Linked DNA regions of Mus musculus: region 1 is linked to region 2. Evidence: chromatin contacts called from ENCODE Hi-C or POLR2A ChIA-PET data. All regions are on one chromosome and are shown on one strand. The core of a region is the stretch at or near the end of the contact, and the rest is flanking DNA. Distances in the headings are between cores, read along the strand shown.

Region 1 (5,350 bases), core at 1,762-4,261, 65 kb before region 2:
TTACTATGGGATGACTTTCATCATGTTCTTTTCGGGCTCAACCTAGTGACTTAGTCATAGTGAATGCTTAGCCAATATTTCCTAAAACAAATCTGCACAGGATAGCTATATAACTGGCATTTATATAGCACTTAAGAAATACATAAATTAAAATTGCTTTCTTGCTAGATTGAACATTATTTCTCCAGGACATCACTATAGCTTCCATGGTCAGCATGGAGATTCGCTTATACATGATGCATCATCTTATGGTTAAGTTGGCAGGGTTTGGAGTCAGACAGATCTGAGTAAGCTATTAGTCCTTTCTTTGGTCTTTCCTTTTACCTGTTGTCTTTAGTATTTCTGTCTGTCCTGTGCCAGGCCCTGCTGTAAGAAAGGCTGTAATAGTGAGTGACAGCTGTGATCTGCTCTCATGAACCTCGCAGTCTCATGGGAGTCAGAAGTAGTTATTAGAAAGGCACAGTAGTAAAATGAAATGTGCACACAGCTTGAGGGAGATACCATAAGGGTCTGTCAGGGGAGCCTGGCTCTTTACGGTCAGGGAGTGCAGCAGTCAGATCTAAGGAATCTAAAGTTGAACTCAAAACGAGAAGGAACTAGGACTAGTGTGGCAAGAATTGTTGGCAGTGTGAGGCGGACAGACATTGCAGGCAGAAGGGCAGAGATTAGGTCTGTTGTGAGTAATTTGTATTCTGAGACCAAAGAGGACTGTGTGTCAGGAAGACAAATGGCTGAAGTGTGCTGTCACATTGTGCGGGAGGGCTGTGGAGCTCATGCAACCCACATCTCATTTGTTGGTGTTATCTGGCCACACAGACTTCTGGGCTGTTTTTAAGCATTCTACTCTAAGGCCTTTATGGTTTTTGATCCTTTTGATTATAAAATATTCAACTCATCCTAGTAGTCTTTGATTTTTTTTTCTAAAGCTGTTCCTCTTCTTTTGTGTGTGCGTGGGTCTTGTTATGTATTTAGGCTGCCCTCAACTTGTAATCCTTCTGCCTCTGCTTCCCAAGTGCTGGCACTACAAGTGTGTGAGACCACCACAGCACAGCCTGCTCTTTTCATAGTTGTCAGCCACTGATAACTCAGACATTGAGGTAAAAGATTCAGACACAGGGAAAAGGGAAGGTTAAAGAGCAAAAGGGGGTGGGCAGGGTGGGGCAGAGCTGTAATCCCAGTGCTCGGGAAGTGGAGGCAGGAGGATCGGAGTTCAGGGCCATCCTATGTCCTCGCTACATAGTACCAGTTGGACCTGGACAGCGTGAGACCCTGCCTCAAAACAAAAACAACAAACAAACAAACAAACAACAACAACAAACCAGAGAGAAGCCAGGTGAGGTGGTGGTGCTTTCCTTTAATTCAAAGCCAGCCTGGTCTACATAACAAACTCTAGGCCAACCAAGGCTACAGAGTAAAGTCTCAAAAAATAAATAAACTAAATAAATAAAACCAGGAAGAAGAAGAGAAAGAATAGAAAGAGGCAAGGCCCCTTCTTAGATCAATAAAATGAGGTCTTTCCCAGGGATTTTAGCTAGCAAATTTCTAAATATTTTTTTCATATGCACAGCCTAAATGGACACGTGGTCATGGAGAAGGGAACGGTGTGTGGAACATGAATCCCTGTTGCTAATTTTTACCTTTCTGTTTTTCTCTTCTGCAAAGGATTCATCCAGGGATATTAGAGAGGCTCTTCATGAACTCTTATGCTGCACTAATGTCTCAACCAAAGAAGGGATTCATCTTGCACTGGTGGAGCTTCTAAAAAACCTAACCAAGTACCCTACTGACAGGGACTCCATATGGAAGTAAGGACGTTTACCTCATTACTAAGTCTCGTCAAAAGAAAACTGTAGCGCGCACATTATTTGGTGGATCGTCCTAGACTAGGTGTAGCCCTCAGTTTCACCTTGACTTTAGAACCTGGGCGCAGTGTATTCATAAATAAAATACATCTTAAAAAAAAAAAACAAAAAAAAATGGCTTAGCTCATGGAGTCCACTCTCAGCTTGCAGAGGATAGAGAGGTAGGGAATACATAGATAGGAAGGTTGGACAAGATAGTAAAAAAAAGTCAGAACATTTAGAAATGAAGTCTAGTTTTAGAGAGGCTCTGCTGTGTAGATCTCCAGAAGGACCTGCTTAATTGCTTTTCCTACCTGGGTTCTGAATATAAGCAGAGAAAATAAAGCCAGCCAAACCCACTGCAAACTGCAGCCTTTACAGTGTGCCGGGAGGCAGAGCGGGTAAAGGGCTGAGAAAGAGAAGGTAAGGCTGGGCATGCTGGTCTTTAATCCTAGCATTCGGGAGGCAGAAGCTAGCCTTGAAAAGTACTTTCCTGTTTTTTGTTTGTTTTGTTTTAAGTAAATGTTCGCTGAAAACTTTTTGGGTTTTTTGGTGATTTATTTCATCTTATGTGTAGGAGGATTTGCCTACATGTGTGTATATGCATCTTGAGTGGTTTTGGTGCCCAAGGAGGTCAGAAGATGGTGTCAGATCCCCTGGAACTAGATTAGAGATAGTTGTGAGCCACAGTGTGGGTGCTGGTAGTCAAAGCCAGGTGTAAGACAGATGCTCTTAACAAAGCCTGCTCCTTATGCTTTCTCTCTTCTGCTGGCCTGTCACTGAAGTCCTATCAGCTGCACACTATCTGATCTGGAGTGTGAAAAGTGTCAAATTCAGCTTCTTATTACCTACAGTGCTGGTTACTGCTGCCTTAGCTGGCTAATAAGAGCAGACTTTAACACTTACATTTCTTCTTGTGTGAAGGGAGGTGTGAGGGTGTGTGTGTGTGTGTGTGTGTGTGTCAGTGTTGGGTAGCTTCCTCTGTGTTGCTTTCCACTTTACCTAATTTTTAAAAATTGTTTTATGTGTATGGGTGTTTTGCCTGTATGTGTACCTGTGTACCACTTGCATGGCTGATGCCCTTGAAGACCAGAAGAGAGCCTTAAAACCCTTGGAACTGGAATCACAGATGATTGTAAGGCACCATGTGGCTGCTGGAATGAAACCCTGCATGATCTGGGAGAGCAGCCAGTGTTCTTAACCAGTGAGCCATCTCTTCGAGCCTTTTATTTTTTGAGACCAGGTCTCTTACAGAATCCAGAGCTTGTTATCTGGACTATGTGGCCAACAGGCTCCCAGGAATCAGCCCACTTCAGTCTGCTAAGTGCCAGGACTGCAGGCACAAAGTGTCCAGTGTTGTGGTTTGATGTTTGTATGTGTGCTCAGGGTTTCTGTCCACAGGCTTCAAGCTCTTTACCTCCTCTTCAGCCCCCTTTGTAATTCAGTGGAGCCAGGCTACTTACACTTCTAAGCCAGAGCTTAAGAAACAGAATTGCCTCACTTGTGTAGGTTTGCAAAGCTCGGAAAAGCCCTTCACTTTTACTATAGTAGCTAATTATTACTGAGTTCTAACTAATAACATTCCTAAGTACTTTGCTTTTTTTTTTTCTCATTTAAATCCTATTTTATAAACAACCTGCTCAAGGCTACATAGTTTCAGGACATCCTGTAGGATATCAGTTGTGTTATTTTGACTACAAGTTAAAAAAAATATGTCTCAAATCATCTTAAATAATACATCTAATTTTTACATAACAATACATGATAAAATGTTCAGGATTGACCAGCTTGTCAGAGTGAGAGTCCTGGATGCTGACCTCTCCTAGCTTTCTCCTCAGAGCTGCGAGATGGTTGCTTCATAAGAGAGCGTCTAAAGACCCCAGGGAAGGGGTGTTCCCTTCATGCGTTTCTTTTTATGTGCTCAGAGCGCCATTGCTGAGCAGCTCCCCAGCAGACTTGTCTTGCTCCATTTACCAGAGCTGAGTTACTTGACTGCTAGCAAACCAGCTGCCGGAAGTGATGTGAATGCTGGGTGGGCTGACCCAATAGCAAAGCAGCGCCTCACTGTTTTCCTGGTACCGAGGAATTAGTTTTCTTGGCAAGGAAGATGGAGGAACTGGCTGTTGTTAAACAACCAGTAATCTGGGGCCTGGAGAGATGGCTCAGCGGTTAAGAGCACTGACTGCTCTTCCAGGGGTCCTGAGTTCAGTTCTCAGCAACCACATGGCAGCTCACAACCATTTGTGATGAGATTCGATGCCCTCTTCTGGGGTGTCTGAAGACAGTGAACTTTCATAAAGCAAACAAACAAAAACCAACGAGTATCTGCATTTGAGCTCTTCTAATTTCGTGATAGCCATTTGCAGTGAACTAGCCGAGTTCTGAGGAATCGGATGACTTACTTGAAGTTGTAGTGTTGTGCAAAGTGGGTAATTATGAGTTTCCATACCAAACCAGGCTTTCTGATCTAGTCCCTGCACTTATTGATTTACTGATATGGTTCCTGTTGGTTTGTTTCAGGTGCTTGAAGTTTCTGGGCAGCCGGCATCCGACCCTCGTGCTTCCTCTGGTGCCAGAGCTCTTGAGCACGCACCCATTTTTTGATACTGCTGAACCAGACATGGACGATCCAGCTTGTATCCTCTATGCTTAGTTCAGATGGGCGCTGCTGTCTTAGCAGAGAACGGGATTCTTCAGTGGTCTGAACTTCACTTAAAGTGTTTCCTTTTGTTGCTGTAGTATGTCAGAAGGACTCTGGTGGCTGTTCCCAGCTTACATTGTTTTCATAATAATTCATCTTTGCTGTTTAATAGCAACAGATATTACTACTACCTTTTATTTACCTCTTCATACATTGCACATATTCATTATATATTTTGTACAATTTATTATGACTTGCCACACAACCTTAGGAGGGGAAGGAGAGAGGAAGAGGGTTTTGTTTTGTTTTTTTTTTTTAATTTAGACAAAATTGAGTTTTAAGTAACTCAGAAAAAATCAGATCTGCAGCCAGATGTTATGCCGTCCACCTGTGGGCTGCTGCGGACGTTTGAGGCAAGCCTGGCCTACATCTAAGATACATTGGGAAACTGTTTTTTGTTTGTTTGTTTGTTTAGTTTTTAAGGTTGGTGTAGGGGAAGAGGCTGCTAATGTAGCTTGGTGGTAGAGGGCATGGATGGGCTTGAATAATACAGGCCAGGCTCTTCCTCCTCCTGCACCACAACAAAGAAAGAAGCAGAAGCTCAAATAGATCTGCCTTGAACGCTTGAGATGTCTGATTTTAAAGCTTTCCTGTGTCTTGAACCATGCTTACTCGGACCTGCAGCCTGAGGGAGGTGCTAGCCGGGGGTAGTGCGTGCTCACTGCTTCTAGTTAAACTTGGGTGGGTTTTGGTTTTCTCATGAAGCATGACATGAGACTGGATGGTTTTCCAGCAGTGGAACTACACTCACACCAGTACATCCTCATGCCCCCTAGGTTCCTCTTGCTCCGTACCTAGATTCAGATGC
Region 2 (5,247 bases), core at 13-2,512:
AGTCTGGTTCAACTCAAACTTACTTCCTGCTCCTAAGCATACAGTATACTGCTTCCTAAGCTGCAGGTTCTATTTATTTTCCATTGTTGATGACTTTCCCCATTCTGGGATTCTTTCTGAGAGAATGCTACAACCAACTCTGGAATGGAGTAGAACTCTGCTTCCTAACAAGCTTACTGCTGTGCAGCGAACTCCCAGCTTTCTAAGTAGAATCCTAGCTCACCCTCTAGACCTTGGCCAACTTAGAGCCTGAGCTGAGCCCAGAGTCTTCTTAGCATCTTAGTTCCCGAGTAGAGAGTGGTTCCTCAGATTTGGTCACCCAGCAGAGGCAATTCCTCATTAGTGATCCACAGAGTACCTTAGGCCCTGGTCCACCGGTTCCATCTGGCAAGGAAGCTCTTTAAACAGGACAGTAAAACAACTCAAAACAGCTTCAGGAAGTCCCTGAAACTAACCAGATTCATTAGGTCTCTCTCTGTCAGAGCAAACAGTAAAAGGTGATCGTCTCTCTCAAACTAAAGGAAGTTGAGCTGAAAAAAAAAAAAAAAAAGCCTCTCAGACAAGCTGCACTGCAAAGAAGACTCTGAGATGGGACCAGCTGCCTGGGAGGAGCAGAAGCCAGCTGAGCTGCCTGGAAGAGGTTCAGACCAGAGTCACTTGGAAAGGACATGCCAACGCAGTGAGCTGCCTGCAGGCTGTGCAGTTTTTATAATCTGTCACCCATGCTGGGGTGGGCCCTGGGGTCGCAGCTGTCTCTGAGTCATTCCTGCTCCTGTAAGTGACCCCTTATCCATGCTCCTGTTAAAATAAAACGCATTGGTTCGCCAAGTTGGACTTTGGTGTTATCTGTACTTCGGTCTGTCGGTGGGAGCTCTGTCTGGGGTGAGATGTGTTTACCGTCCCCCCAGGAAAAGTTTGGTCACACAACACTCAGGAGAGGGCAACACCCCTCAGCAAACTTTCTGAGACTTCTCTCCAGGGTCCCGCGCCAAGCCACAACCGCACCTTTCCTTCTCCTAACCTCTCTCCTCCCTGCCATTCTCTTTTGCTGCATCTTGGTGTCTCTCTTCAACTCCCTCTCTGTCTCTCTCTCTTGGTCGTCTCCGTTCCCAGATCCCGCAGAAAACTCACGCAGCGCTTCTGTTCGCGGTTGTTCCTCCAGTCGGATCCGTGCTTCACCTTTCCCTGCAGCTAGCCGAGGGACTCTGAGCCACAGCGGTTCAGCCACCAGGCCTGGAATTCGCCTTCAGCCGGCCCACACCCGAAGCTCCGCCCCCTCCCCCCATTGGCTATCGTTCTTAGAAAGTCCCGCCCCCAACCTCTCCGCCCCGCTTCCCTTGTTTTCATTCCCCCTGTCACACGAGGCAGTAGCGACCCCGAAGTGGGAGGGAAGAAGTCGGAGCCTTGAAGTCGTAGAGGGAAGGGGACGGGAAGAGGGCGGAAAGTGAAGGGCCCAGAGTGCCTCTCTGTCCCCGATCTAACTCAGTTCTCGACTGCTCCGGGCCGGCGTGGTATTGTGGGATCGCGGCGCCTGGCGCGAGACGCTCGCCGCCGCAGGGGCGTCCACTCGAGAGCGCCTCCTGTCGTCCGTAAAGCTACCCTGCCATCCCTCGGTCCCCCCAACTCCTCCCGCCCCCCCATCCCCTCCTCCTCCATCCTCCAGTTCAAAATGGCGGCGGCGGCGGCGGCGGCGGCGGCGGCAGCGGCAGCGGCGATGGCTCCTCCGGGCTGCCCGGGTTCGTGCCCCAACTTCGCCGTAGTCTGCTCCTTCTTGGAACGCTACGGGCCGCTGCTGGACCTGCCCGAGTTGCCGTTCCCAGAGCTGGAGCGGGTGCTGCAGGCGCCGCCGCCAGACATCGGCAACGGAGAAGGTAAGCGATCGGCCCGAAAGCCCGGCGGGAAGCGGCCCTGGCGCGCTTTAGCTCTCCATAGATACCCTGGGGCTCTGCGGCCGTCCCTCGCCAGGGATTGGCCTCCGCGGAGTCCCTACTCCTCGTAGCCCGGGGGTTCCTGGGTGCTGGGGAGGCGGGGCGGAGGCCCCCTAGGGCCACCGTGCCCCGCGGGGACGGAGGTGGGGGCGTCGCGGACCGGGTGTGGGCTAGGGCCCAGGAGGGGGTATTGTGCCGGCCTGACGCTCTGGGGCCGGGTCCCCCGCGCCGGTGTTGCCTCCAGTTCTTACCCCTTTAGGTGGCGGGGGAAGGGGAGCGCAGGTTCCGGCCAGCTTTGCGCTTTTCTCTTCCCCTCCTCCCACCAATCCGCCCCACCGTCTCCCGGGAGGCTGGGCCCATCTTCTCTCGGCGCCCCCTCTGCTCACTCCACCTGAGTGGGCGGGGGCCCGCGGACACTCCGCTCTCCCGGTGGTGGGAACTCCCCCGAGAGAGTCGGCTCCTGCCTTTTCCCGTCCCCTGGAGGGCTGGTCTAGCCCCCCAAACTCCTTCCTCCTTGGGAGATCTGAGTCTATGACCAGAGAGGGGGCTTCCCCCCTATTCTCGCGTAGGAAGGGGAAATGAACTCGGCCCAGCTTCTCCGCTCTGGGTAGGAGAGGGTTAATATCTCCTCCTCCATAGTTTTTCTCCTCACCACCTCCCCCAAAATAATAGAAAAGCATCTCTCCACTTTTCTCTATCCCTTCCCCCTATCTCAGCTACAGGGCTTAAGGGAAGAAGTCACTCTTCCATTTGCTGGCTGGGGTGGGGTGGTTAGTCTGTAGGCTGGAGGAGGGGCTCAGATGGCTGGGGAAACAGTTGAAGAAGGTGCTTGTTGCTCATGTTTCTCTCTGGTGCCGCTGGTCTATTATTGGTGTTCGCAAGTGGTGCTCCTTCCACATAAGGCCACCGCGCGGGTTCAGGGCGCATGCTCTGCCCGGCCCCATTGAAACTTCCTGCTGCTGCTGCTGGTCGTGGTTCTTTTGCTGGAGCATCTCAGCGCTGTGTTTGCTGCTTGCAGTCTTTACACGCTGAGCGCTAACCCTCTCCCCTATTAGTCCCGATCCATTCCGCTCCTTTTCTGGTACTTTATTTCCCTAGGAGAAGCCTAATTTGTGTACTCCGAACATTGCCTTTGTTTAGCGACAGCCCTTGGCAAAAGAAGAAACGTTTCCCAAATAGGTCTTCTTTTCTTCTTTTTCTTTTGATCTGTGCGTAGATGACCAGGGTGGACTGGGTATTGTACAAGGCATGATAGCTGTGACCTTTCTAAGAAAGCAGAGTTGCTTTTTTGTTCTGTATAGAAAATACGTTTCCGATATGATGTATTTACATAGCTAAGGAAAGACCCAAGTGTGAACTTATTCAAAGTATTACCTGTAGAGAAAATGTGTGATATACAATGTTATTAAGTATTAATCCTACAGCAGTTATTGGTACAATGGTCGTATACTTTCTTTCCACTTTCTCTTTTGAGACTGGCCTGGAATTCTGTATACCATGCTGGCTTGGAACTCTTAGGAATCCTCCTGCCTCTGCCTGCCTCGTGCTAGGATTAAAGGCATTTGTCACTACGCCAGGCTCTGCATCTCTTTACTGGTTCACAGTTCTTAGACTGTATCTGGCTATAAAAATCTAGTTTTTTAAACTATGAAATCAGAGTTAAATTACTTTAGGTTAAGATTTTTTGCAGACTTTCTTTAAACATTAAGCTTCTAGTGTATTAATTTCATTATCAAAATATATTCACATTCTTTTTGAAGAAAGTAGTCACTGTGAAGTGTAGTAGTACCCTCACTTAATTTTAGGATACTTTAAAATTAATAGTAATTTATTCGTCAGAAAATGTGAGTACTTGAGGGGAAATGTTTTTAGAATTTGGACCAAGTTAAGAGCCAGACATAGATTTTTTGGTGTGCCATTTGATTTTGAATATTGGATAAGCTTTCATTCCCTTAATTTTTAATCATTGTGTTTACTTGGTGTTAGTATTGAAAGAGAAAAGTTATTAGGATAGGTTTGATATTTCTAGCATTGAACTTTGGGCCATTAGCTAAGGAAAAAATGGGAAAGAAGTTGGGCTGAGAGAGACCATTTACCTCAGGCACAGTATTACCATCGATATGGTTGCTAAGAGGACTGATAATAGTAGATTCTGTCGTGCGGAATCTAAGAATAATTGTTAATTAATGTCACACAGTTCAAGACACGTGGCAAATGAAAAGTCTCTCTGAAGGTGAAAGTTTTACTGTGAAGGAAAAAGATGTTCAGGCTTTGGATTATGGCATACCTTACGGTAGTTCAGCTAAGATTGACTCAATCTTTTGGGGAAAGAAAACTAGAAAGAGTTGAAAGACCAGGGTTTGTGTAGAACAGCTTAATATGTGGGTTATAGAACAGTGTGTCTCATTTATATGTCTCTCATTTTCTTCAGCAGACAAAGATAGTGGCTAAGAGCCAAATGAAATGTTACAATTTTTTTTTTTTATAAACAAGGTACTTTCAAATATTCTGGTACTACAAATTAAAGATTTTTTTTAGATTTAAGATGCATAGTATCGTTTACATGTATTAATTGTAACTAGGTTTAAAGTTTTGTGAGGTTGGGAAGGCATGGGGATGTCAGTCATAATCCGTGAGTTCTACTTTGTATAAGTTTTATTAAGAAACAGCTCTGTGCCATTTAAAAAGTTTTAATTAATCTGAGCACGGTGGCACTTGCCTTTAATTTTAGCAGATCTCTGAGACCCAAGCATGCCTGGGCTACAGAGTGAGTTCCAGGACAGCTAGAACTACACAGAGAAACCCCATCTCAAAAAAAAAAACAAACAAGTAAAAACCAAAACAAAACAAAAAAGAAAGTTTTAATTTTGCTGGCAGGATAGCTTAGTGGGTTAAGGTACTGGTTGACAGGCCTCATGATCTGAGATCCCTCTGAGCCTACATAGGTGGAAAGAAAGAACCACTTGCAAGCTGTCCTCTAACCTCTACTAGAGCTTTTTGGCATGTGTATAGAAAGAGTGTGCATGTGTGCACACATGCTAAATTAAAAAAAAAACCTGCTGGGAGGCGGTGGTGCACACTTGGGAGGCAGAGGCAGGAGGATTTCTGAGTTCGATGCCAGCCTGGTCTACAGAGTGAGCTCCAGGACAGCCAGGGCTACACAGAGAAACCCTATCTTGAAAAGCAAACAAATAAACAAAAACAAAAAAAAATTACTTTATGCAAGTTTTGTTTTTTCCTAATGTGAGCAGCCCTTAGAATACACTTTTGTCTTTTTCAGTCCTCTGCTGTGCTAACTGGGGGAATGGAAAGGGGCTAA

What was found. Hi-C counts contacts between places; a loop is a spot of excess contacts on that map. ChIA-PET counts read pairs that join two places held with the same protein, here RNA polymerase II (POLR2A).
Region 1: POLR2A ChIA-PET joins it to region 2 with 12 read pairs in embryonic stem cell. The contact joins the enhancer-like site here to the promoter of Aamdc in region 2. A Hi-C loop is called at or near these places in 1 of 37 maps with a recorded cell type or tissue (left cerebral cortex). POLR2A ChIA-PET finds 5 or more read pairs at or near these places in 3 of 5 experiments (Patski and embryonic stem cell).

The regions. Positions count from the first base shown.
Region 1 is chr7:97,511,865-97,517,214 of GRCm38, forward strand. Ints4 (integrator complex subunit 4) reads left to right here. Exons shown (of 23, transcript NM_027256.2): 12 at 1,663-1,805; 13 at 4,362-4,477. Among named protein-coding and RNA genes, the nearest start is that of Ints4, 34 kb to the left of the region's middle. Within about 2 kb of position 3,012, at least 1 of the 3 ENCODE cell types and tissues checked has a DNase peak (open chromatin) inside an H3K27ac peak, as active enhancers do.
Region 2 is chr7:97,578,235-97,583,481 of GRCm38, forward strand. It overlaps Aamdc (adipogenesis associated Mth938 domain containing), which reads right to left and starts at 1,263. Exons shown (of 5, transcript NM_001177945.1): 1 at 1,132-1,263. Rsf1 (remodeling and spacing factor 1) reads left to right here and starts at 1,662. Exons shown (of 16, transcript NM_001081267.2): 1 at 1,662-1,871. The coding sequence starts at 1,670.